Regions from separate parts of the Mus musculus genome. Here region 2 is linked to region 1. A link is a loop called in an ENCODE intact Hi-C map of the cell type or tissue named here. Cell type or tissue: left cerebral cortex. All regions are shown on one strand. Links, peaks and the distances in the headings refer to the core of each region. The heading gives the core; the rest is flanking DNA. Region 1 holds the start of Dbf4 (DBF4 zinc finger). Region 2 holds the start of Adam22 (a disintegrin and metallopeptidase domain 22).

What was found. Hi-C counts contacts between places; a loop is a spot of excess contacts. Peaks named below come from ENCODE experiments on the same cell type or tissue, not always from the same donor. Only the 100,000 strongest peaks of a DNase experiment are listed, where the experiment ranks them.
Region 2: it touches region 1 in a loop (3-fold over the local background); 5 of 42 quality-filtered maps call a loop at or near these places.

The regions. Positions count from the first base shown.
Region 1 is chr5:8,417,389-8,429,312 of GRCm38, forward strand. Dbf4 (DBF4 zinc finger) reads right to left here and starts at 5,328. Exons shown (of 12, transcript NM_013726.3): 1 at 5,079-5,328; 2 at 3,833-4,005. The coding sequence starts at 5,124. Slc25a40 (solute carrier family 25, member 40) reads left to right here and starts at 5,450. Exons shown (of 12, transcript NM_178766.5): 1 at 5,450-5,651; 2 at 9,808-9,879; 3 at 10,020-10,128; 4 at 11,241-11,300. The coding sequence starts at 10,029. In left cerebral cortex, for the core only: a CTCF peak has its summit at 6,306; DNase peaks (open chromatin) are centred at 4,858, 5,398 and 6,369; H3K4me3 peaks cover 2,125 bases; H3K27ac peaks cover 467 bases.
Region 2 is chr5:8,361,893-8,373,816 of GRCm38, forward strand. Adam22 (a disintegrin and metallopeptidase domain 22) reads right to left here and starts at 6,268. Exons shown (of 31, transcript NM_001310440.1): 1 at 5,984-6,268; 2 at 5,309-5,469. The coding sequence starts at 6,062. In left cerebral cortex, for the core only: a CTCF peak has its summit at 6,340; DNase peaks (open chromatin) are centred at 4,819, 5,428, 5,625 and 6,293; H3K4me3 peaks cover 2,659 bases; H3K27ac peaks cover 1,290 bases.

The DNA.
Region 1 (11,924 bases), core at 1,783-9,782:
CCCCTTTCCTTTGATTTCTGTATTAAATTGCAATCAGTTGTACCCATGGGTTGTGTAAGTTTCTTGGGGGACTGAAACATTCCATCCTATAGCAAGCTCCTTAAGCAGAAAGGTAAACTACTAAAAAGAACTTTAAGGAAGTCCCTGAAAGTGAACAGATTCCCTAGGCCCCTCCCAGACAGAGTACAGACAAAAGCTGAGAATCCCTTTCAGACAAAAGGAAGTGAGCTGTAAAGACTCTTATAGGAGAAAAGCTGCAAAGACTCTGTGACCAGACCAGCTGCCTGGAGGAAGCAGAAACCAGCTGAGTTGCCTGCAGTGTGTTCAGTGTGCTCCAGGTTTCCCAGCTTTTGTGAGCTGTCATTCATGCTGAGGAGGGCCTTGGAGATGCAGTTGTCTGACTCATTTCAGCTCCTGGAAGGAACCTCGGTAAAATTCACTGCTCCACCAAGTTAGACTTTGGTGGTATCCATACTTTGCTCTGTCGTAGGATTCCTATCTGGGGTGAACAGATATCTCAACAGTGTTGTGTTTTCCCTAGGAAAAGGTTTTTCACACAATACCACGCCATTCCTATCTAGATTAGAGCTCCAGGAAAGACAGACGTAGGATTCATTTTTGAGTCTAACAAAAGCACTATAGTATGCCCTGAAAACCATACTCAGAGAACTGATTGGAAATTGCTGCCTCTACATTTTAATGGGCAAACACAAAAATTATACTTGTTTGTGCTCAGGATCATAAAGTAACAAGGTATTACAGCCTGTTGGAACACAGTCCACGAACGGAGTCAAGTGAGAATTCTGAGTGCTTCTGAGAAAACTCCAACAAACAAGATGAATCTTGTGACCTCAGTTTTTCCAAAACACAGAATTGTTCTTGGAATGTATTTTTGAATGTGCCCCTCCCAAGCGAAGTGGATACGACTGAGATCCTTCAATTGTTGTTATTCACGTGCCTCTATGGAAAAGCATGATGTCCGCACCTGAGGCTTGTCCTTGTGTCACTTTACTCATGTGATTCTTTTTTGCTTTTTTCTTTTTCTTTTTTTTTTTTTCCGAGACAGGGTTTCTCTGTGTAGCCCTGGCTGTCCTGGAACTCACTCTGTAGACCAGGCTGGCCTCGAACTCAGAAATTCGCCTGCCTCTGCCTCCCAAGTGCTGGGATTAAAGGAGTGCCCCACCACACCTGGCCACTCATGTGATTCTTAACTCTCAGAGTATAAACTGCCTGATACTCTGAATAAAGTTGGCTACGGTATGAGACCTTAGTCCACTTCACTTTTAGGCTCCACTCTCCCAGGGTCATGCCACCAAGTAGAGCAGAAAACACCACCCTTATATTTTCTTTCCCAGCTGTTTTATTCTAGCCTAACTGTTAAAGATGGGCCCACTCTTCCTTCTTTCTCTTTAAACAGGGTCTTACTTAGTAGCCCAAGCTAGCATGAACTTGAGGCCATGATCCTCAAGCCTTGGACCCCAGACCTGGGATTATAAGCATATGCCTGCAAGCCTGGCTCTTTATCCTTTTGTTTTGTTATGTTTTGTTTTGTTTTGAGACAGGGTTTCTCTGTGTAGCCCTGACTGTCCTGGAACTCACTCTGTAGACCAGGCTGGCCTCGAACTCAGAAATCCACCTGCCTCTGCCTCCCGAGTGCTGGGATTAAAGGCGTGTGCAAATACTGCCTGGCTCTCTTTATCCTTCTTAAGTGGCTTTCATTTGGCTATTTTTCTAACAGTATAAAGGAAGGTTCACTATTATGTGAAAATTTACTGCTATACAGTTAATACTTGAATTATCACAAATGTCCTCTGTAAATTTTTAGCACAGTTTCTTTAAGACTCACAGAAAACAAATACGTGTGATCAATTAAACAATGACAACATTGGGACGATCCAAAGCAAAAGAAAATAAAAGGATAGACAGGTTAAATAAAAGTAAAAATTGGAGGAAGAGAGAACCATTGAAATAAATGACAATTTGATAAAACTGGGTTCCTTTAAATATGGACAGAAACCAGGACCTAAGGACTAAATTGACATCGAATTAAACAGCAAAGACCAGAAGTAGGTACTTTCTTTTCCAACAAGAAAAGTGGTGGACTGTGGAAGTCAGTGCTCTTTTGCCATGGCTTTGGCAGCACGTGCCCCCCCCCCCTACCTGCAAGCTACCTCACTAGCCCAGCACTTGCTTGTTCCTAAGGGGAGGGTGCAGATGCAATAAAACAAATTCTGCAGCAGAGGGTTTTCTGCATTGAAGGCAACCACAGGGATCCCAACACCTGGAGAGCTTACCTCAGGAAAACATCACTTTTATGATCAGGTTAACTCCCCTGCCACAGTGTTACAAAACTTATGTTTTCAGGATAGCCACTGAGATACTTGAAACCTTTCAAGGGTAAAATCTGACATACATAAAATCAAAATGGTCTGTAACAACCATTTGTGGTAGAAGTCATTGAAAATTTGTTTCTTGAAAGTATCTTAGGAGGTGTTGTGAGGATGGGGGAAGAAAGAAAAGGGTGGTGGAAGTGATTCCTGTGCCAGCACCAACATGACACTGCTGATTTAGTCAAAGCTCCCTTTTATGGGTTCCCAAGTTGGACTTAGAGATACAACATCGTCTGAAGCATCTGCTGTGAGAAGCACACAGGAGGGTAACGGGAGTAACTGACTGCAACACAGTTTGTATATGAATGTAACTGACCAAGAGAGAGTGGAATCCATGTGCCTTTCATAGTCAAAGTGAGATTCCATCAACTGCCTCCCAAAGAATGCAGGCAAACGTCAAGGGCAGGCAAGGAAAATATCACATTAATGAGAAACTCTAAGAAACTCGTGAAGTATTCTTGTGAATTTTCAGTCTGGGAACAAAATGTTCAAAACTGCTAACTTTCAGTCCAGCAGAAACCTCTGAAAACAGTAAAAATCATAATAACCACATTTGCTAGATTTTAGGTAACATTAACAATACACCTAAGAAATCTTAGAGTTTTGCCAAAGTTTTCTAATCATAAAAAAATGGATACAACAGGGAAGGCACTTTACTACTACTCTGTGGGGTATGTTGGCGCACACCTTTAATCCCAGCACTCAGGAGGCAGAGGCGGGTGGATTTCGGAGTTCAAGGCCAGCCTGGTCTACCAAGTGAGTTCCAGGACAGCCAGGGCTAAACAGAGAAACCCTGTCTCAAAAATTGTTCCCTCCATGACAGGTGCCTGCTCACTGAGTACTTCTCTCCTGGCACGTAAGTATACATATACACACAAGTGTACACTAGTAAATTGTATGCCACATATATAATAATTATACATATACGTGTGTGTGTATATATACACACACACATACATACATGTATAAGTATATATATATATATATATATATATATATACACATACACATACATACACGTATATGTATAAAACTAAAGAATTATTTTAACACATAACAGCTCCCCTCAGTCATCAGTCAAATGGCTCCTGGTATTTTGAAAGAAAGGGCAGGTTTACTAGGACATAGGAACCTCATTTCTTTATACCAAACCACCAATCACAGAAACTTGACATTTTATCAGGCTACAAAAGGCTTTAAAAAAAAGCCTTTATCTTCTGATGTTGGGACTTGAACACAGAAAGTCTTTCACATGTCAGCAGGTGCTAGACCACTGGGTTACACTCCCAGTTCCCAAGTGATTCACTAATAACCAATAGCTCATCAAAGCTGCTACTGCTAAATGGCTGTAATTTCCAAAATGAAATGCCCTGGTAATTTATATTACAGAACGCCAAGTATTACTTTTCTCAACTTCTGGTGGGTGTGCGGTTCTCACTTACCCCTCCGAGTTCCTTTATATCTTTTTGTAGTTTCTCACATATGGTGATAGAAGGCAAGTCAAGGTAAAATATTTTTCCCCAAAGGGGCTTATATTTGGATTTTTCCAGTCTATTATCAGCCTTCAGGGATTTCAAGGATGGTCGATTCTTTTCATTTCTGTCTTGGATGCCACCTGTGATTACAAAAGAATCAGGCAACATTTTATGCAGACAAATTTTTAATTTATTTTACAAAAAATGTTCAACAGCTTTATTGCAGAAAGGAAACATTACTAGTCATAACAAATTAAGTCATTAGAATCTAAATGTTTTCCCTAATATTACCACTTAGGATGAAGGCAAACTGTCCTGTATGGTTTCCACAAAACTCTATACTGGAGAACAAGAGCTGAATCAGCAGAAAATAGTTATTATTTACTCCTGTTCCGTGTATGAAGCAGGAATTCTATAGAGCTGTTCTGGAAAACTTACCTTCTCATGGTGTAAACGTCATGTGGGTAATTAACAGGTCGGTGAAAACCCAACACAGGTGTTTCAAATATTTAAAGCTTATTTACCTAGGTAGCCACACACACTCATCTAGAATAAACAACCTAATTCTTAGGGGTTACTAAATGCTGGCATTTTGGTTTCATAGTTTGTCTAGTACTTAAAAGAACTAGACGAGGGAGTTCATGCACTTTGTTTACATATTAAGAACCTAAGCCCACTAAGGACTATGCCATCCATCTTTTATTTTAAAAGCAGATGAGAATCAAACATCTTCTTTAAACTTTCGAAGACAACCTGCACTTTAGTACTTAGTTACTAGACACACATGCACCTCTTAGGAATTTTCCCTATAATGAAAATTTTTTATATTAAACATTGAGATTGAAATCTGCTTTTGTCTATGAGGTTGAAACACACACACATACACCTCTCCGTCTCCCTCACGAGTGACGGGAACAGTCACAAATGGGCGTGGGCGCCTCCTCCGTGGGGCCGTCGGGGACCCGCGCATTGTCTGAAGCCTGCAGCCCCGGGAATGCCGGGTCGCTCGCGGCCGAGGCGGGGAGAGCATGAGGGGCCCGGCCAGCGTCGGTCCCTCACGGAGACCAACACCGAACGCCTCGCGGGCGCCGAGAACCCACAGAAACGCAAAAGCGGCAAGAGGCCCTCCGCAGGAAGACTCTCTAGAACCCTCCGTGGAACCAGCCAGGCAGGAAACGATTAAAGGGACCGCGGCGGGGGAGGGGCTCCATACCCGGGAGAGGTGCTTTGCTGTGGATCCTCATGGTCTCGAGGTTCATGGCAGCCACCAGGCACCTACATGCTGGGTCCGCACCGGGGGCCGCATGGAACGGCCGCGAACACAAAGCTCCCAGGGCCTCCCCGGCCCCGGCTCCGGCCTCGGCCTCGGCGCCGGGCCGCGCTTGAGGGCCGGTTCCGGCGCGGAGGCTCGGAGCAGGAAGAGGCTGTAGCTCAGACCCGGGAGCCGCGGCGGTTAAAGATTTGAAAACGCGTCACGCGACCGCGGCGCCCAGACGCGCTCCCCGCCCTTCCTACGCCGGGGCCGGCCTCGCGCAGGCTCCACCTGCCCCGCCTCGCGCCCCGCGGGCCCCGCCCCCGGATGCTGACCACGCCCCCGGCGCGCCAGCCCGCGGGGCCTCAGACCCGGCTCTCCCGCGTCCTCCTCGAGTTCCGGCTCCGCTCTGCATACTTGGAGTGTGGGGCAGCCAGGGCGGTGGACGCGGTTAGCCTCGGAGGCTTCACCTCGTGGTCGACATCACCTGCTAGGCTGGCTGAGACCCGGGCCTTGCAGTCGCCTCGCCACCAGGTACTCCAGTTAACCCTGTGTGGGACGCGGGGCCGGCCCTGGGCTCCCGCCGACCTTGCAGACGGGCCGCAAAGGTCCCGGGTGGCCGCGGTGGCGGCGGGGCCGGGGTCCACCCGCCGGATCCGACTCTCGCAGCCCTTTGGGTACTTTGTTCTGTACAGACCTGTTCTTTCTCTCTGTGTGTATAATTGTCCTTTTTGTAGCAATAAAAGAGTGGAAAATGAAGTCTCAGGGTTTTTCATCTGTAAAACGGGAATACGGGATTATGGTCAAGACGAAATTCAGGCGTACGTGATTTGTTTTAATTTTGCTTTGTAAATGAGAAAATGCCTCACAAAACTTGTTTGGAGTATACTTCTGCTCTCACCCATACAGACGTTATGCTTTGTACTGTTCTGCATTTCTTAACTCCTGGCTATAATAGACACTCCTTATAGTATTGATTTTTGATGGAGTACCCTCAAGACAGTCAGTACAAATAAGTATATTCAGGCACAGACAGGTGAATTGTGAGACTATTCGCCAAAGACAACATCAAGTTGGATTAGCATTGCTAAAAGAAATGATTTTGTTTTAAACAGGTTATGGACGGAGGCTGGAGCGACAGTCATCGAACTGTCTATCTGTATTAAACTGCTTTAGACAGTCGGAGCTAATTTGTAATCTCAAGAAATGTCCGGAGGAGGGAGCCAGAAAGGGAAATATGTTGAGACATTGTACTGATGAATTTGAATTAATATACATGTGCTTAACAGACCTTGAGAAGGAGGAGCAAACATTTTTTAAAAATGAGGAGAGGATTCAATTTTCAAAGCGTAAACTACGGAAAGGAAACAGAATTTCCATGTTTGTAAACTGGTTCAAATGTTTGAGAAGCACTAATACAGAGTAGAATTAAAGCCACGAGGGAAGGGGGAATGCCTTGGAGTAGAGCTTGTGAGATGAAGTGGAGAGTCAGGGGATGAGGCAGTGCGAGTGAGGAGAGGGAGAGCAAGCTGAGTTGGAAGAGACTGGGAACAAATCTTAATAATGGTGGGGAGGAATGGAATTTTTTTACAGAATTGGTGGTCCCAGCTTCCCAGCTAATCTAGGAATTGGATAATTCCGAGGCTCCGATTTAGTCTGTGAAGAGAGTACTGGTTCTTAGCTGTTAGGGGGACTAAGGGGAATGCGCTTGGAAGCAGTAAGCCTGGAACTGAAAAATTCTAATTACTGTCATGTTGATGACTTGACTCAGCTTCGTCCCCAACCGAGTTCAAACCGGTTAAAACCTGAACTATAGGCATCTGTGGTGGCTTGGGAGGTGCCACCCACTTCCTTAAGAGTAGTTAGAATGATAATAGAGGTAATTACAATTTGAGTGGTAATCTAGCTAAGTAATAGATAACCTGTGGACCTGACCTCTATGGTGGAGCACACTGAAGAAAGAAATGATGGAGAGGAAGAGGTGGCCGAAGGGAAAGGGGGTTGTTTTCTTTTTCTTAATTTCTTTCTTCCTCTCTCTTCTCTCTCTCTCTCTCTTTGATGTTTTCAGAATTTGGAAAAGATGTAATCATGTTTCTTTGGAAAATAAAACTGGAAGTTGTTTTATGCTCTTGTGAAAGGTGATTTATATTTCTTCTGAGATAAGACAATCAAAGAGTTGGAACCATGTTAGACTCATTATGTGTCATGTAAGGTATAATTCCAAACTATGAATAAGCAAAACATCTACTCACCACCTAGGTACTAGTGTTTTTTTGTTTTTTTGTTTTTAGTCAACTCCTAGTACCCCATGGAACCCAAGTTTTACAGCAGCCACAGGAAGAAGAGTTTGGTTGTATGAAGACAGAAGTCTCTACACATCCTGTCAGTAATCAGGACTAAATGAATGTGGTTTATGTTCTTGTTTCTTGTTTTGAGACAGTCTCCCTTGTAGTCCAACCTAGCCTGGGGCTTACTGTCTAGCCTAGGCTGGCTTTGAATTCAGTAGAGATCCTCTTGCATCAGCCTCCCAAGTGCTGAAATTTCAGGAATGATGACCATGCCCACCCTAAAGATCTTGAAAATAGACTTTAATAGATTCCTTAAGATGTAAAGAAGGCTTTACATACAAGAATAAATGAATTGGTCCAGAGTTATAGTAAGAAACTGTATTAAGTCACTCTGTTAAAAACTAGAAAGCATTGAGCAGAATTTTGTGCATCCAACTTGTTTTTGTTTTATTTTATTTTTTGAGACATAGTCTCAGTATATAGCTCTGGCTGTCATGGTCTACATGTCATTATGTAGACCAGGCTGGCCTCAAACTCAGAGATCTGCCTACCTCTGCCTCCCAAGTTCTTGGATGAAAGCTCGAAGTCAACTTGTGGTCCATAAACTAAATGCATCCTAGGATAGCTATGAATGCCCAGCACATTTGTAGACGGCAACATGATGTAATGGTGTCAAAAGTTTGGACATCCCTGGAACTAAGTGAACATTTATTTGGCTGAGTCAAGAGAACTTAATTCAGTTAGTACTGGCCTAGCCTTAAAGCAATTTTATGACCCTTGGACAAGTTCTAAGAGTGTGTGTTTTTGTGTTTGTGTGCATGTGTACACGTGTGTATTCTAGACACTGAACCAGGTACTTTGTGCTTTACACTGAGTTGTATTCCCCTTTGCTCTGTAATTTCCTTGTCTGATAATGAAGTTACTATCTGTGCAGTCTGCCTCACCATTTTTGTGATTATCAAAGGAGGCCTCATTAGCTTTCTCACATCATGTCAAACATAACCAAATGCACATTTTATATTCTTGCATTTAGATGACGAATACTTTTCTAATAACGCTCTCCTGTTTTACTTCTTCCATTTAAGCCTTTCTTGCCAAAAGGTGTTTTCTTTCTTTCCTATTCATAGTAAGCCTAACTTAGACCCAGTGTTTATCTACTGCTCATTTGAGGCCTGTAATAATAATTTTAGACTTAGCTGCCAACTGTTAATGCGTATGTAACGTTGTGGTAGAAGCATTTAAGGGAGCAGAGGGTACAGCTCATGACGTCCAGGAAGCAGAGCACAGGGAGGGGACAAGACCGTAAGGTTAAAGAGAGTTTGTGAACATCAGAGTGACATGCTGCCAGTGAAAGTGTACATTAGTCTGTCGGTCTAGAAAGGAAGTTTGTATCAAAATGTGTTTGTGAGAGACAGAGTCTTGCTGTGAAGTTCAGACTGGTTTGGACCTTCCACCCTTCCTTATCTGCTCCTGATTGCAGGTGCTCACCCCCACAGCAGGCTTTGTAGTAAGGGGGTTTTGTTTGTTTAACGCTTGCTTGGTTTTGAATTCTTTGAGACTGGGTCTCCCTGGGTTTTCTGGCTGTCTTGGAAGTCAAAATGTAGACCAGGCTGGCCCTAAACTCAAAGAGATTCTCCTGTCTCTGCTTCCCAGGTGCTGGGGTTAGAGGAAGGTGTCACCACACCCTTCTCTGTATTTTTAATAGTATAGCCTTAGTTTACACTTAGGTAAGTGTAGGAAGACTACAAAAAGATACATGAATTGGATATTATATCATCATGGTTTCCCACTGAGAATTTGAAAACCTAAGTATAAGAGATTGCTTAAGCATAATTATATACTATTCTGCAAGTGCTAAAAATGACATAAACATTTATCACAGTGTTTGTTTACATGTATAGCAGAGTACTAAACATAGATAGTATTTACTGTTTTTATAAAACAGCATATGTACATATATCAATATCTATGTGTTTGTATATGTATATATGACTTCCAAAAGTAATAATATTGCCTGTCTCATTAAGTTTTGTAAAGATACTGATTAAGGTTGTGTGCTTTTATTATATAACTATGCAACAATTATTGGCATGCAATAAAAATTGTGCTATATTTAATGGTAGTCTGTTCCAGAGTAGAGAAGATATCTAAGCAATGTTTATCTGCAAGTATCACTTAGCTGCTTTTGTTCTGGCTCTCGGTCAGAGGATGTTTCTGTACCTGTTGGTTACCTGTCCTGTAGACATGATGTTACTCGTACAGCTTAACCAAGCACATTCTTATCAGAGGCTATATGCTACTAGTGCCAATTGCACACTGGCTTCCATTTATAACTTACTTTTGGCAGTGATAAAAACCTGTGTTTTGATATAATTTTATTCTGTTCTATTTTGTTTGTTTAGTGCTGAGGATCAAACCCAAATGTTGGGCATGTTAGGCAAGCACTCCTGATTATTGTTCTTATAACTTAACAGGTAATTTTGAAGGCATTTGTCATTCAACTTTATTACATATATGCATAGATGTATTATATGTATACATATATATATGTGTATATATACACACACGCATATGTTATCTTAATTTTTGCTTTAATGGATTTTTTTTCAACCAGTTAAAAAGTATGGAGCCTGAAACTGAAGGGCCGCCACCAACAATCCCAGTGACTCCTCTTCAGCAAATGATTGCCTCCTGTACTGGAGCTGTACTGACATCACTAATGGGTAAAATTATGATACCGGTACAGATTATGTAACTTTGATTATTCTATCAGAGTTTATTATCTGTGAAGAAGTGATGTAGATTTTGAGGGGTGCGGTGTGGGATACCTGCACATTGCACATATGCATGTTTGTTATTTGTGCACGTGTGCATGAGGAAAACCAGGGCTATGTTAATAGACATTTTAAAAAACAACAAAAAAGAAAAAGGAGGGAGAAATATGTTTTTAAAATAAGAATTCTTGGAGGTCCCTATCAACATTATGAAACTTTAACAATTCTTTTAAGTCTTTTAAACTAGAAAAGGAATAAATATTTGCATATAGAATATCATAATTTGGGGTAACTTATGAGTTTCTCAAGTTTTGGTGGCTTTAGCTTCTTGTATTTCATATAGCCATAGTCAAATGGTATAAGTGATAGGTTAACATTTGAATGATTTTATGTTGACTAGTTTGTTTAATTAAGATAACAAGTGATTAGAACATATAAATCAATTGCTTTACCTTGTATCTTTAAGTTAGAATTCAAGTTCATAATGGCTTTAAAAATTATCTAATGTGACTTTCTTGTTCTCTTATGAGGAAAAGTTTCTTGAAACCACAATTTAATGTTTTTGGTTTTTTTTTTTTTTCCTATTTTCATGAACTAGAGCATGCAAATGAAAGTATGAGGCAACCTTCTTTGTTGTTCCCAAGTGGATGGCATAAGCCAATGCTGATACAGATAAATTGATCGCATTGGGAAGACTAACACGGTCTGATTTTTAGTTACTTGTTTTTCTCAAGTCTTTAGACTTTTAAAACTTTCATAGATTGCTTTAAAGAACGTGTTTTCTAAAATTGTAGTCTGAGTTTTAACACTAATGGGATTGTAGTTGAAATGACTAGTCCTTGTGAGAAGTGACTTGCAGTCTGTCTTGTGGACAGAAATGCTGAGGAGCATTAGGAGCACCTCAGTGGTGGGACACACATTCATTGCTATTTTTAGATAAACAGCTTACCCTTTGCATAGGAATGAGGAAAAGTATGACTTGATGTATACTTTTCTAACTTACCGTATACACCATAGAAAATTAGAGACATCTTATCTTAATAAAATTTATATATCCATAGTGACTCCCCTGGATGTTGTTAAAATTCGACTCCAGGCCCAGAACAACCCATTCCCCAAAGGTATGTATATTAAACTTTTTAAACATATTTAGACTTTTAAAAATGTTACTGTACTCATTTTTGTTTCCATGATATTTTTGTTAATTTATTAGAATTGATACCTTATCTAGAAACATTTTTCACCAACTGAGGTGTAGGCAGAATATATATATATATATATATATATATATATATTTTTTTTAATACAAATTTGTAAAGGACCGTTTTGCTGGGTATAGTAGTTTGGGCTGGCATCTGTGGTTGCTGAGAGCCTGTAAAACATCTGTCTAGGCACTTCTAGTTTTTAGAGTTTCTATTGAGAAGTTTTGTGTTATTGCAGTAGGTCTGCCTTTATAGTTACTTGGTCTTTTTCCCTTATAGGTTTTTTGTATGTTTAGTATTCCAGAGAAAGCCTAGTAGGGTTGAGCATGGGCTGAGTGGGGAGAAGATCTGCTTTATCAGCTGGATGTGGGGTGTGGGGGTGCTCAGAAGGTGATCTGCTGCCTAGCCAGGTGCAAGACTGGGGGATTGGGTGTGGAGGAGAGGAGGTAGAGGTGAAGATCTTCAGTTAGCCTACCTGCTTCCCTGGGCTGAGTGGCCTATGGCTTCCTGGGAGTTGCTGGAGTCTGCTGGAGTTGGAGGCTG
Region 2 (11,924 bases), core at 1,918-9,917, 55 kb before region 1:
ATATGTATATGTGTCTGTACACACACACACACACACACACACATACACACAGTATACACATACAGATTGGGCTATCAAAGATAAGAAAGAGTGATACCTGAATTAGGTCTCTTCTGTCGACTAGAATTCTATCACTACATTTATATCTTGAATGAAAATTCGAGGGAAAGTCTACAAGATGTCTCAGTGGATATTGATGCTTGCAGTCAGGCCTGGTAACCTGACTTTAATTCCAAGAACTTACATGGTAAAAGGAGAGACACGACTCCTGGAGGATGTTGTCTTCTGACCTTCACATGTACAAACATACACACGCACACACACACACATACACACTAGATAGATAGATAGATAGATAGATAGATAGATAGATAGATAGATGATAGATAGATAGATGTAAAATTAAAAGAAGGTTGTTTTAAAAATATTTAAGGGATTAACGGATATTTTAATTTTTATTTTTACTTTATTGAATTGGTAGGTAGACAAAAATGCACTGTGAAATATTTCTTTCCCCCTCCATATGGCAAAAATGTATTAATATTGAGCTACTTAGATTAACAAATGTACTTTTAGGAAAAAAAAAAAGATGTTTGTGCTAACCTGGCAAACTACCATGAAAGCTATAAATCCTAGGAGCCCTTCACCACTGGGGGAGCTGTACTGCAGATAACTGAGTGCCAGCCTAACTTGGTGCCCTCAGAGGGAAGAGCTTGATGTTAAGGACAGCTCACATATTCCATGCCATATATATAAATATTCGCCAAAATAAAAACAAAAAAGCCAGAGCACACCTCTGCTGCCATCTTGCCTTAAGTGTGCTTTCTGACCCACTCACTAATGGTGAGTAATAAGACAGTGGTGAGTTATAGATCCATGTCCTTGTCCCCACTTGACGACTCCTTACACAGCTGTAATACTTTGCAGAGGACAGGATGGGAGAAAGTAGATCTTGTATTTGCAAACAATACTTCTGATAGAAGAAATTATGTCGTTTGTAGAAGTATAAAATCACTGGGTGTTTTTAAAATACATAACAGAATTTAAAGGTAACCATGTAACAAAATAAACTATCAGATGACCCACTTCTAGTGTCATGGTAACTATATGCTGCTTAGCTGGCAAAAAAAGCAACCATTAATAAGCATATCTAAGATAGCAATAATAGGGTTATCAATGGTAAACGATCAGTAAGGCTCAGTAGATGACACCTTATACAAATTCATAAAAAATATATGTTTTACCTTACAATCTACAAACAGGCAATTCTTTTAGCAAAAAAAAAAAAAAAACTGTCAAGAAAGAAGGAAAAAAAACCTCAATATTTTAAATATTCAAGGGCTATCTTCTGAGCTTAGCACTACTTCATATTTGACAACCCTGAAGACAGCAAGGTTACTCACAATCAACTACAACTATTTTGTATTTTGACTATAATCTCTAGCATTTTATGACATAATGAGCATCTACACAGGGTAATCATCCCATTCGCAATAAGAATTAGTAAGCACTGGAATAACTCACTATGCAATAAGCAAAAAGAAAAAAAAATCTCACAATATGGACTTGTATCAGTGAAATCACCTTTTCACACTAAACTATCACCATTCAAGCAGAACCATAATGAAATTTCTTCTAAAATAAAAGCTTCATATTGCCATCTATGGATGAAAACTGAAACAAGCTCATATTAATAATATAAAAGAAATTGATACTCAACTAGTCTCTTGAGCTTGAGGAATGGAACCATCTAAGACTAGAGTGGTGACCACCTTCCCTTGGTCAGTTGCTCGAGCCTATCAGGTAAGCGGTAATTTCTGAGCTAATTTGAATGGCCTATAAGGTCTCTTCCTTCCAAGGCCATTCCATGCTATGTAAAAAATGAGTAATCTGTAACTTCAGGGAATGTGTTAAATTCAGGTAATGAGGGCATCATTTTGCATTCAAATGATGTCATAAAATGCCTAAACAGTCCTGGAGCTGCCAAGGGAGTGACTATGACTTAAAAGACTCTTAGAGAGTCACTGCATACCCAGCGTTGACCTAGGTGCTTTGTAAATGCCACTCATCTGGTGTTCTCAGCATGTTTGGGAGCTCGGCACTTACAAAGCTTAATGATACGAACTGGAATTGATCAGTGAATAAAAGTGAATAATAAGCCTGCTCACTCTTGAGAATTACAATTATTCTTCTGTAACACTAGGATGATACCATAGGATCATGAACTTAGCCAGTTAATCCTCCTTGCCAAAAGGCTTACATAGCCTGCAGAGCCAAGTCCCAACTCCTCAGAACATCAGAACTTGCTGCAGCATCCAGGAACGACATGCTTCTCACACTGGTCCCCCAAACCTCATCTGCAGTTAGCAGAGGCTATGCCTGGCTTCCATCTGACTCTGAACATGCTGCCCCTCTCTGCTAGCTATGCCCACCCCTGTCTGTAATGTGACCAATCAGACAGCACCTCCTGGGAGAGCCCAGGGGCTCCTTGTGGGTTAAGCTCTGGGCGCTGGGCTTCCACTGTTTCCACAGCCCCTGTAGTCACCTCAAGACTAAAGGGCAAAGGGCAATTGTGTAAGCACTCATTCATTTTCCCAGCTCTCTGTAAACCCCTTAAAGGCTACAACTGTGCCTTTTATTTCTAAATCCCTATGGCCTTGATTTTCTTAAAATGCTAACTAGCGAGAGCTCAAAGTAAATAAATTCCTCTTAATGAGTCAATAAATGAGTTGCTTGCACACAGACACACACATGTGTACCTTATGAGGTAACAAAAGAACCATCCAGACATTATTTCTATAATACAAAGAAAAATGCTAAAGATATCCATGAGTACCTACAGTGCCAAAAGTTCTTTTTACCAAAATAATAATGATAATAATAACAGTAACAAGAGCTATATAAAATCCACACATTTTCAGATTAAATTATAGATCTCTGGAAACCAGGAATGCCTAACAGACAAGAAAAACCCTTAGTTTCCTCACTGTAGGAAACACTGGTCTTTGAGATTCCATCAGTTCTCTGTGGTGTCCTGCTGCAATTTAAGGATCCATGTAAAGTACATTGACTCCCTGGGTGATGGAGATATCAAAATGTGCTGAGTGTGCCTTTAGATACCGAGGATAATTTGCCATAATTATAAATAGCATTACTTCCACTTCTGACTGGGACAAGTCATCTCTACATGTTTAACCTAAGTTCTACCAGACAACAGTCTCATTCACCTCAGCTGCAAAGTTTACTTGTGAAGGGCCTATCGTATCTTATGCCCCATATGGAGAGGCCCATCTGAGTTAAAACATCTCAGAAGTGGTGGTCTAGAAACATTGAGAGAGAGAAATAACACTCTTTTTCTCAAAAGTAGTGGCCTTCTACCATCACAAAGTGGGCAGGCGGGCTTTGAGGTCATGGACAGCAGGCGGCAGAGACAGAGGTCCCGAGTCTGTTCCTTCACACCCCTCTCTCTGCATCTCTGCTCCTCTCCATCCTTCCTTCCCTTCCCACAAAGACTCTGGGACTTGCTCTAACACACTGTCTACATCAGCAAATTCCTGACCATGGAAAACTCTATACAGAATAAAAGATGTCATGTCTCAATAAGTAAATTACAATGAAAATTAAAAATAAGAACCAATTAAAAGGCAAATTAAAATAAAAACAAAAGCATAGGTAGAAGAAATCATACACTAAAAGAGACTTAAATAAACTAAGTATGCCCTCTATTTTAGCTCTGGCACAAAATGAATGTGTGTGTGTGTGTGTGTGTGTGTGTGTGTGTGTGTGTGTGTAAAACAAACATATAATTATATTTTTGAGATAAATGTTTCTGAAAGAATGGTTCTTTTATAGTATCAAAGAATTAACCTTATTTTTAATGTGGCAATTCAGAGTTACATTTTTAATATAACCCTTACCTTTCAGAGTTTTGTTACTGAAAATGTTAATAAATAAAGCATCAGTTGCTTGCTTCAAAGTAATACAGAAAGGAGCAGGCAAGTAGAAGTTAGAGAAAAGCAAGATGGACTGTAAGTTCCCCGTCACTGAAGCTAGGATTCACTATATTCCTCTGTTTAGTTTGTGTGTGTTTGTGTCTAGATTTTTGTTTGTTTGTTTGTTTTTAATAAGAGGCTACAAACAAGCATCAGAATACTCCCACACAGGAATAATTATTAACTAACTGAAAAATAAGACAGGTTCCCTTCTGCAGGTTTTCCATGGAAACAAGCCAAAATTTAACAAGAGAAACAAGAAGCTGCCAAGCATTAATTCAGATAATAACATCTTTCATTAAGGGCTGGACATGTTAGGTTCTCTACTACATTAATCTAACATCCATGGATACTACAAGTTACCCTGAATTTCTACCTACGTCAACAAAATTTTAATGGAGCCAAATATTCGAGTGCAAATATAGACTTAAATAATTTTCACTCTTTACATATGTCAAACACGTGAATAACTGAGTACATTATCACATCACAGTTAAGTTAGTGTTGAATGTATTTATGGTATGAAACTGCCCAGCTTATCTTTACTTAAGTAAAGTTTTCAATTATCAACTACATGAACTTCAGATGCACTTGTAGATGAGCGACTTGTCAGGTTGATCTATACAAACATAAAAACATTTACAGTCCCAAAAATATTTGCTAGAGTTAGCAGTACTCATTCGTATCTATAGATGTTTGGTATTGATTAAAATGCAAGTACTGAAATAAATTAGCTTTCAGAGCAATATAAGTGCTCACTAAAATGATCGCACCCAAGGAGGACCCGTTTTCGGGCCTTAGGTTAGGACTGAATGGGCATGTCTCTGGTGTTCACAAATCTGAGTGACCAGGGGATTTTGAGATGTTGTTTATTTTAGTTTGGTTTCTTAGAGCAGCCTAGTTTTCTTCTCCTCTCTTCTTTCTACAATAATCATCCTGGTTTATAATGTTTTCTCTCAGAGTTAAAACAACAAAGATGGTGATGCATATCCTGCCTAAATAGACTCCTCCTACCCCGTGCAGTTTTCACTTGACTAAGGAGATAGGGTCTGTGCCTCTTGTCCCTAGCTCAGGTTACAGGGCTACTAGGAGCATCCAATGCCACCCCTACCCCCTAGCACGTCTGCAAAACATTGGCCTACCCTTCTTTTGGTTCCTTTTTTCCTCCTTTTTGCACTTACACCAAGAGTATCATGCAGGAATCAAATTAGGACTGTGCTCTTTTCACCCGGTACACCGCATTTCCAGGGCAACCCTAAGCAAACGCGGGGTCCCTGGGCAGTGTGGAGGACCATCTCCCGAACCCCGCCACTCACCTGCGGTCCGCCAGGGTCGCCCCGCACCCGCGTGTCGAGCTGGTTGTGCTGAGTTTCATCCTCGCCGCCCAAGCGATAGATGAGGCGCAGTGGTATGATGCTCTGGCGCTCCAGGAAGCGGTTTTCTTTCCCCCTCTCCAGTCCTTTCAGTGAGGCGACTCCTTGCAGGCAGGCAGGCAGGCAGGCAGGAAGGAGGGAAGGAGGGAAGGAGGGAAGGAGGGAAGGAGGGAAGGAGGGAGTAGAGAGAAACAGCAAAAAATAATGACCCTGACCCACAGTCCTCCATCCTGCACTCCTCATCACCTTATTCCCCGCCTCCTCCCTCCTGGACCTAACTGGGAAGGACGCAGAGACACCAGCTGGAAAGCCCTGGAACCAGCTCTTTCGAGAGCATCTCTGGGCCCAGAAACAGGGCACCCCTTTCCCGTTTTCCTGAAGGAGACTCTTCTTTTGCAGGAGGAAAGAGAAAAAAAAAAAAAAAAAAAGCATTTGACCCCAGATTGCTGATGCATCCTCGGGTCCCCCACACATGTGTGCTTACACCCCTTCCTCGCCGACCTTCAAAAAATAAAAATAAAAAATAAACGACGGCGCACTGTGGAAATGCGGGTGCGGCTTTTAGAGGGTCCTCCAGGCTCCAAAGAGTCCTGGAAACCCCGGCAAATGCGAACTTACCTGCCCGACCGCAGCGCGCCAGGGGGCAGGTCCCCAAGACGCAGAGCAGCCAGAAGGACGCGGCCGCCGCTGCCTGCATGGTGGCGGCGCTCAGCTGCTCTTGCCCGGGCCTGGGGCTCGGCCTCCCAACCGCCCCTTCCCAGCTCGAGCCGCTACCGCAGCCTCCGTGGCCTCAGTGCTGCATTGTGCCTGGCGAGCGCTTCGGTGGCGGGGGCAGCGAGCGAGCGCCGCTTCGGGCGCCAGCCTGTAGCTAAGTGGCTTCTAGCGCCTCCCACCTCATCCCCAGGCGGAGGCCCGGGCTGGTGGCCAGCACAGCGGGGGGAAAGAGCCGGGTGCGCAGGGCCCTGGTGGTGCACTTGCCCCACGCGCCGCACCCGGCCGCGCGCACCAGAGTAGCTGGGAAATGTAGTTCCCTCCCCGCACAGCTAGCTGGTCTCTAAGGCGACGCTACCATAGCCACCCAAAACCCAAGAAGTAGACTGCACACCAAAGGAGGAGAGGTGATGGAGGTCACCTGCACAGTGGCCGCACCCCGAATTCGCCCCCAAGTTCTGCGAAGAGCCACAGGGTTGCTCACGAGCTACTACTATTTCTTGTGTTTCCAAGAGACCATGCCTTGAGTGCAGGACAAGTCAATTTTGCCACAGATCTGGACTGAGGGCCTACTGTGTGCTGGGCGTGAGTCACACATTGTGAGGTGCAATTAAGAAAAGCCTTTTTGGTAAGAATTTTCCCAAGGCGGTTTTCAATGCTTTTATTCCTATGAAGTATTTTGCTGACAGGTGTGTCTGTGCACCTGCCATGTGTATGCAGTGTCTATGGTTGGAGGCCCAAAGAGAATGTTGGGTCCCTAGGACTGGGGTTACAGAAGGTTTTGTGGGTTCTGGGAATCCAACTCATTTTCTCTGGAGGAACACTTAGTGTTTTAAACCTCTGAGACATCTCTGTCCATTCTCCACGCCTTTTTTTGAATTGACATTTGATTTCATTTTAATTTTGATACCTAAGGGAGAGTGGTTAACCCAACTCCAGGAGAATCAGATGTCTCCCAGAGGTCTAGGAAGACTTGTGAAGAGTGAGTCAGCCGGATACTCTGTGATATGTTTGCTTCCTCCTATATCTGTCAGCTTCAAACCTGCACCAGTAATAGATAAGGAAAACGACTTTGTCAGGCCGCTTTCCCTACCTAGGGAGTGGCACTATTCAAAAGTGTAGCCTTGTTGGAATAGGTGTACCGCTGTGGGTGTAGGCTTTAACCCCCTCCTCCTAGCTGCCTGGAAGCCAGTCTTCTCCTAGTAGCCTTCAGATGAAGTCATAGAACTCTCAGCTCCTTCAGCTCCTCCTGCCATATGCCTGCCTCCACACTGCCATGCTCCCATCTTGATAATGGACTGAACCTCTGAACCTGTAAGCCAACTCCAAGCAAATATTGTCCTTATAAGAGTTGCCTTGGTCATGGTGTCTGTTCACAGCAATAAAGCCCTAAATAAGACACTGCCCCTCTCAAATGTTAGAGGCTCACCAGGATGAAATAATAATAACACACATATTAACATAATTAGAACTTGAGCTTTATAGATTTTGAAATCTATATATTGGCATTTGATCCCCAGAATAAAAGAGAGAGAGAGAAAGAGAGAGAGAGAGAGAGAGAATTAAGAATTAGATCAAGTAGGCTTTATCACAAAGATGCAGAAATGACTCAACATATGTAAATCAATAAATGTAATCCAACATATAAAAAACTGAAAGACAAAAAACACGTGATCATCTCATCAGTTGCAGAAAAATCCAACACCCCTTCATCGTAAAACCTGTGAACAGATTTGGGATGCAGGGGACATACTTAATCAATAAAGACAACTTAGAGCAAAACCATTGGCAGCATCAACTTAAATTAAGAGAAACTCAAAGCAATTCCACTAAAAGGAACAAGATAAGATTGTCTACTCTCTCCATTCCTATCCAATATAGAACTTGAAGTCTTAGCAAGAACAATAGACAACTAGTGGAAATAAAACTGGAAGTGAAGAAGCCAAAGTATCTTTATTTGCAGATTATAACAGACCTCAGACTGTAGTAGGTCCTCAGACCATAGCATAACTGACTCCATGATGGAAGTACCCTTCAGGCTGTAAAACTCAGGAGGTAGACACCACCACCACCCGCCCAAATGAAAACAAAGACCTAATCCATCAAACCCATAGTTCTGAGGAAGGCTCTAAATGTACTAACCTTGCTTTTCAGCTTCTGTGGGTTCTGCTTCTGGCTCACTGCTCTTATTAATTGAAGTATGTCAACTGAGACCTTTTTGTGTGCTTGAAAAATCACCCTGAGAAAGTCCCAGGGCTACATTGGGATCACGAACACCCAGTATAGTCTCCGACTGAATAATAAAGATTTTCTATTGATTTAAACCTGTGACTGAGCAGTCTTGTCTACTGAATATCCCACAAGAGGGGTGATATGATAGTATACATAAATGACTGAAAATTCCAACCAGGGAACCCTGACTGCTGATAACACTTTCAGCAAAGTATCCGGATACAAAAGTAATTCCCCAAAATCAGTAGCCTTCTTATATACAAATGTCAAGTGGGATGAGCGAGAAACCAGGGAATATCTTTCACAATTGAAAATATCTTCAGTTAATTCTAACTAAGCAAGTGAAAGAATGACTTCTATGATAAGATTGTTAAGTCACTGAAGAAAAAAATTGAGAAGATATCAGAAGTTGGAAAGATCTCCCATGATCATAGGTCAATAGCATTAATATAGTAAAAATGGCCATCCTACCCAAAGCGTTATACAAATTTAATGCAAAGTTTTATTATTACATTGCTCTAAATAGAGTGCTTACTTTTTCACATTTTAGGTTATTTGGAATATGCTAAATAATTTCAAAAGCTAAACATATCAGTTTGATGTAACAAAAATTTAAATACTTTTTTAAAAGGTTTCTCATAGTTTGTCATTGCTAAGGCAGTAACAGCATAGACTGAGTAACTTAAGTAACAAACATGTAAGGAACAGAGCTGTAACTCCTGCCTGGGTTTGACTCTTAGCACTACAAAACAAAACACAAAAACAATGAAACATTTATCACAGTGGTAGAGGTCAGAAAGCAAGGCAGGCACTGCAAGATCTGGTGCCAGGCAAGGACTACTTTCTGAGCCGTGGACAGCAGCCTCCTTGTCCCATCCTTAGGAGATACAAATAGAGCATTCCTGCTCTGACCACTCTCTCTCTCTCTCTCTCTCTCTGTCTCTCTCTCTCTCTCTCCGTCATGCAAACATTAATCTGATAGTGGAGGTTTCACCCTAGGACCTAGTTACTTCTCAAGATCTCATCTTCAAATACCATCATAGTGGGGCTTCAATATATAAATTTTGGAGTGATGCAAATCACTCCTTAGTAGAAGTTCAAAAGACCTCACTCATTAGACTTAGAACTCCAAATTACTAGATGTTTAGAAACACTACTAAATGACAAATTATGTCTTCATTAATGTATATGCAAATTTTAAATGGTATGTATGTGTTTGTCATGTATACAGGTATGTGCATATGTGTGCATGCAGCCATGTGGAGACCTGACTTTGAACTTCTGATATTCCTGCCTTTTTCCTCTGAGTGCTGGAGTTATAGATCATTATATCCTATCTCTTCACATGTTGTTTGAATGGTAAAGTCTCTAAGAAGAAAAATTAAGTTTGTGTTGGTTAAAATTTCTATAAATTCATAAGTATATGAATGTACTTATACATTTATGTATCTATATTATATTATATATTTAAATATTTATACATTTATAAGCATAATTTTATTTATATGTTTATATAAATATAAATTATGTATTATATATTTAAATTATGAGTATCTACTATATTTATAAATACAAATAATATAAATTATGTATTATATATTTAAATTATGAGTATCTACTATATTTATAAATACAAATATGTTGTGTTGTAAATTTGTATATTTATAAACTCATAAGTATATATATTTAAAGATGACCACTTAGGATTAGATAATCTATAAAGGTTCTCATCGCTAGAGAAGTTTGATTCTTCTTCCCTTATGAAATCAATAGTTGTCTATAGTTCTTCATCTAGGGGTAGACTAAATGGAGTCAGCAGATTGTGTGTGTGTGCGTGTGTTGTGTGTGTGTGTGTGTGTGTGTGTGTGTGTGTGTGTGTGTGTGTGTAAAACAATAATAAGTAAAGTAAAATACGTCACAAATTTGAGCAGGGACACTGAGGAACTGGAGTGTGGTGAGGGTGGCTTAGAAATGTTATTAATAAAGTAGCCAAGGAGCTAAAGGGATCTGCAACCCTATAGGTGGAACAACATTATGAACTAACCAGTACCCCGGAGCTCTTGACTCTAGCTGCATATGTATCAAAAGATGGCCTAGTCGGCCATCACTGGAAAGAGAGGCCCATTGGACACGCAAACTTTATATGCCCCAGTACAGGGGAACGCCAGGGCCAAAAAGGGGGAGTGGGTGGGTAGGGGAGTGGGGGTGGGTGGTTATGGGGGACTTTTGGTATAGCATTGGAAATGTAAATGAGCTAAATACCTAATAAAAAATGGAAAAAAAAAGAAATGTTATTAATACAATACTCATGTATGAAATTCTCAAAAAAAAGTTTAAAAATAAAATAATGACCAAAAACATTTATAAACTTTTATTCTTACTTGAAATGTGAATGCATAATATAAGAAATGAGCAACATGTAAATATTTGTTTTCACAAAAACTCTAAAATGATATGGCCTCTGTTATTTCCAATACAGAAATCTAAAGTGTGTTTGTATCAGAGAATGTTTATTTTTCTGTTCAGTGGAAAACAAGCAGCAATGCTTGAGTACATCAAGACAGTAAGAAGATAATATATTTAATTCAAGAGATTTATATTGTACTAATCTTATTTAATTACATAACATTAATACAGTTAATAAAACTACATACAGTTTCTCAAACTGCACATTTTGGGATGGGCTGAAAAGCCTCCCCAAATTTCTCCGGATGAGGGTGCTTCTAGGATTGCTTGTATACATATACATATGTTTTCTTAATTCATTTACATTTATTTTGACATGTGTTGGACTTTATGTACATATGTGTACCATTTGCATGCCTAGTGCCTACAGAAGCCGGAAGAGGGCTTTGCATCCTCTGGAACTGAAGTACAACCCTTCATGAGCCACCATATGGATGACAGAAAGCAAACCTCGGTGCTCTGCAAAAGCAGCCAGTGCTCTGAACTGCTGGCCCATCTCTCCAGCCCCTCTATTTTTACATAGTTGAATTAAACCAGAAATCACTAAAATCACTAACACAAAGGGAACTGGACATATACCCGACAAAACTAATAATAATTAAATAACACGTTTTGGTTAACAAGTGTCTCAAAGGAATATATTAAAACAAATGTAAGAAAAAATATAGCAGTACTCTATGAAATTGAAAACAGGAAATCAAAATAGACAAACCCAAAATTTGACAATTTAAAATGAGAAATGGAACTAATAAACAAGGAGTCTTGATCACTAATAAGCAGAGAAGACACAAATACAAGTGGTAGAGAAGAAAGAGGATCGATGATTGCTGGTCTGGTCCTATAGACATTCAAAAGATTACAAAGGAACATTCTAGACACCATGAAAGACACCCAGTCAATAATAATGTCCTTTCAAACCACAAATCTTGCAGAATCTTGGCACGGTGGCTGGCAAGTTCAGTCGTGCTTTGAAACAAGAATGAGCAGATTCTGTGAACTTTCTTCCACAAAACAGAAGCAGAAAGAGTTCCTATCAGCGGTGAGGCCAGCATTAGCATGGCTCTAAAATAAAACATTAAGACAAACAGAACAGGCCAGTGTCTCTTATGAGCACAAACAGAGAAAACCTCAGACAGACACTGGCAAATTG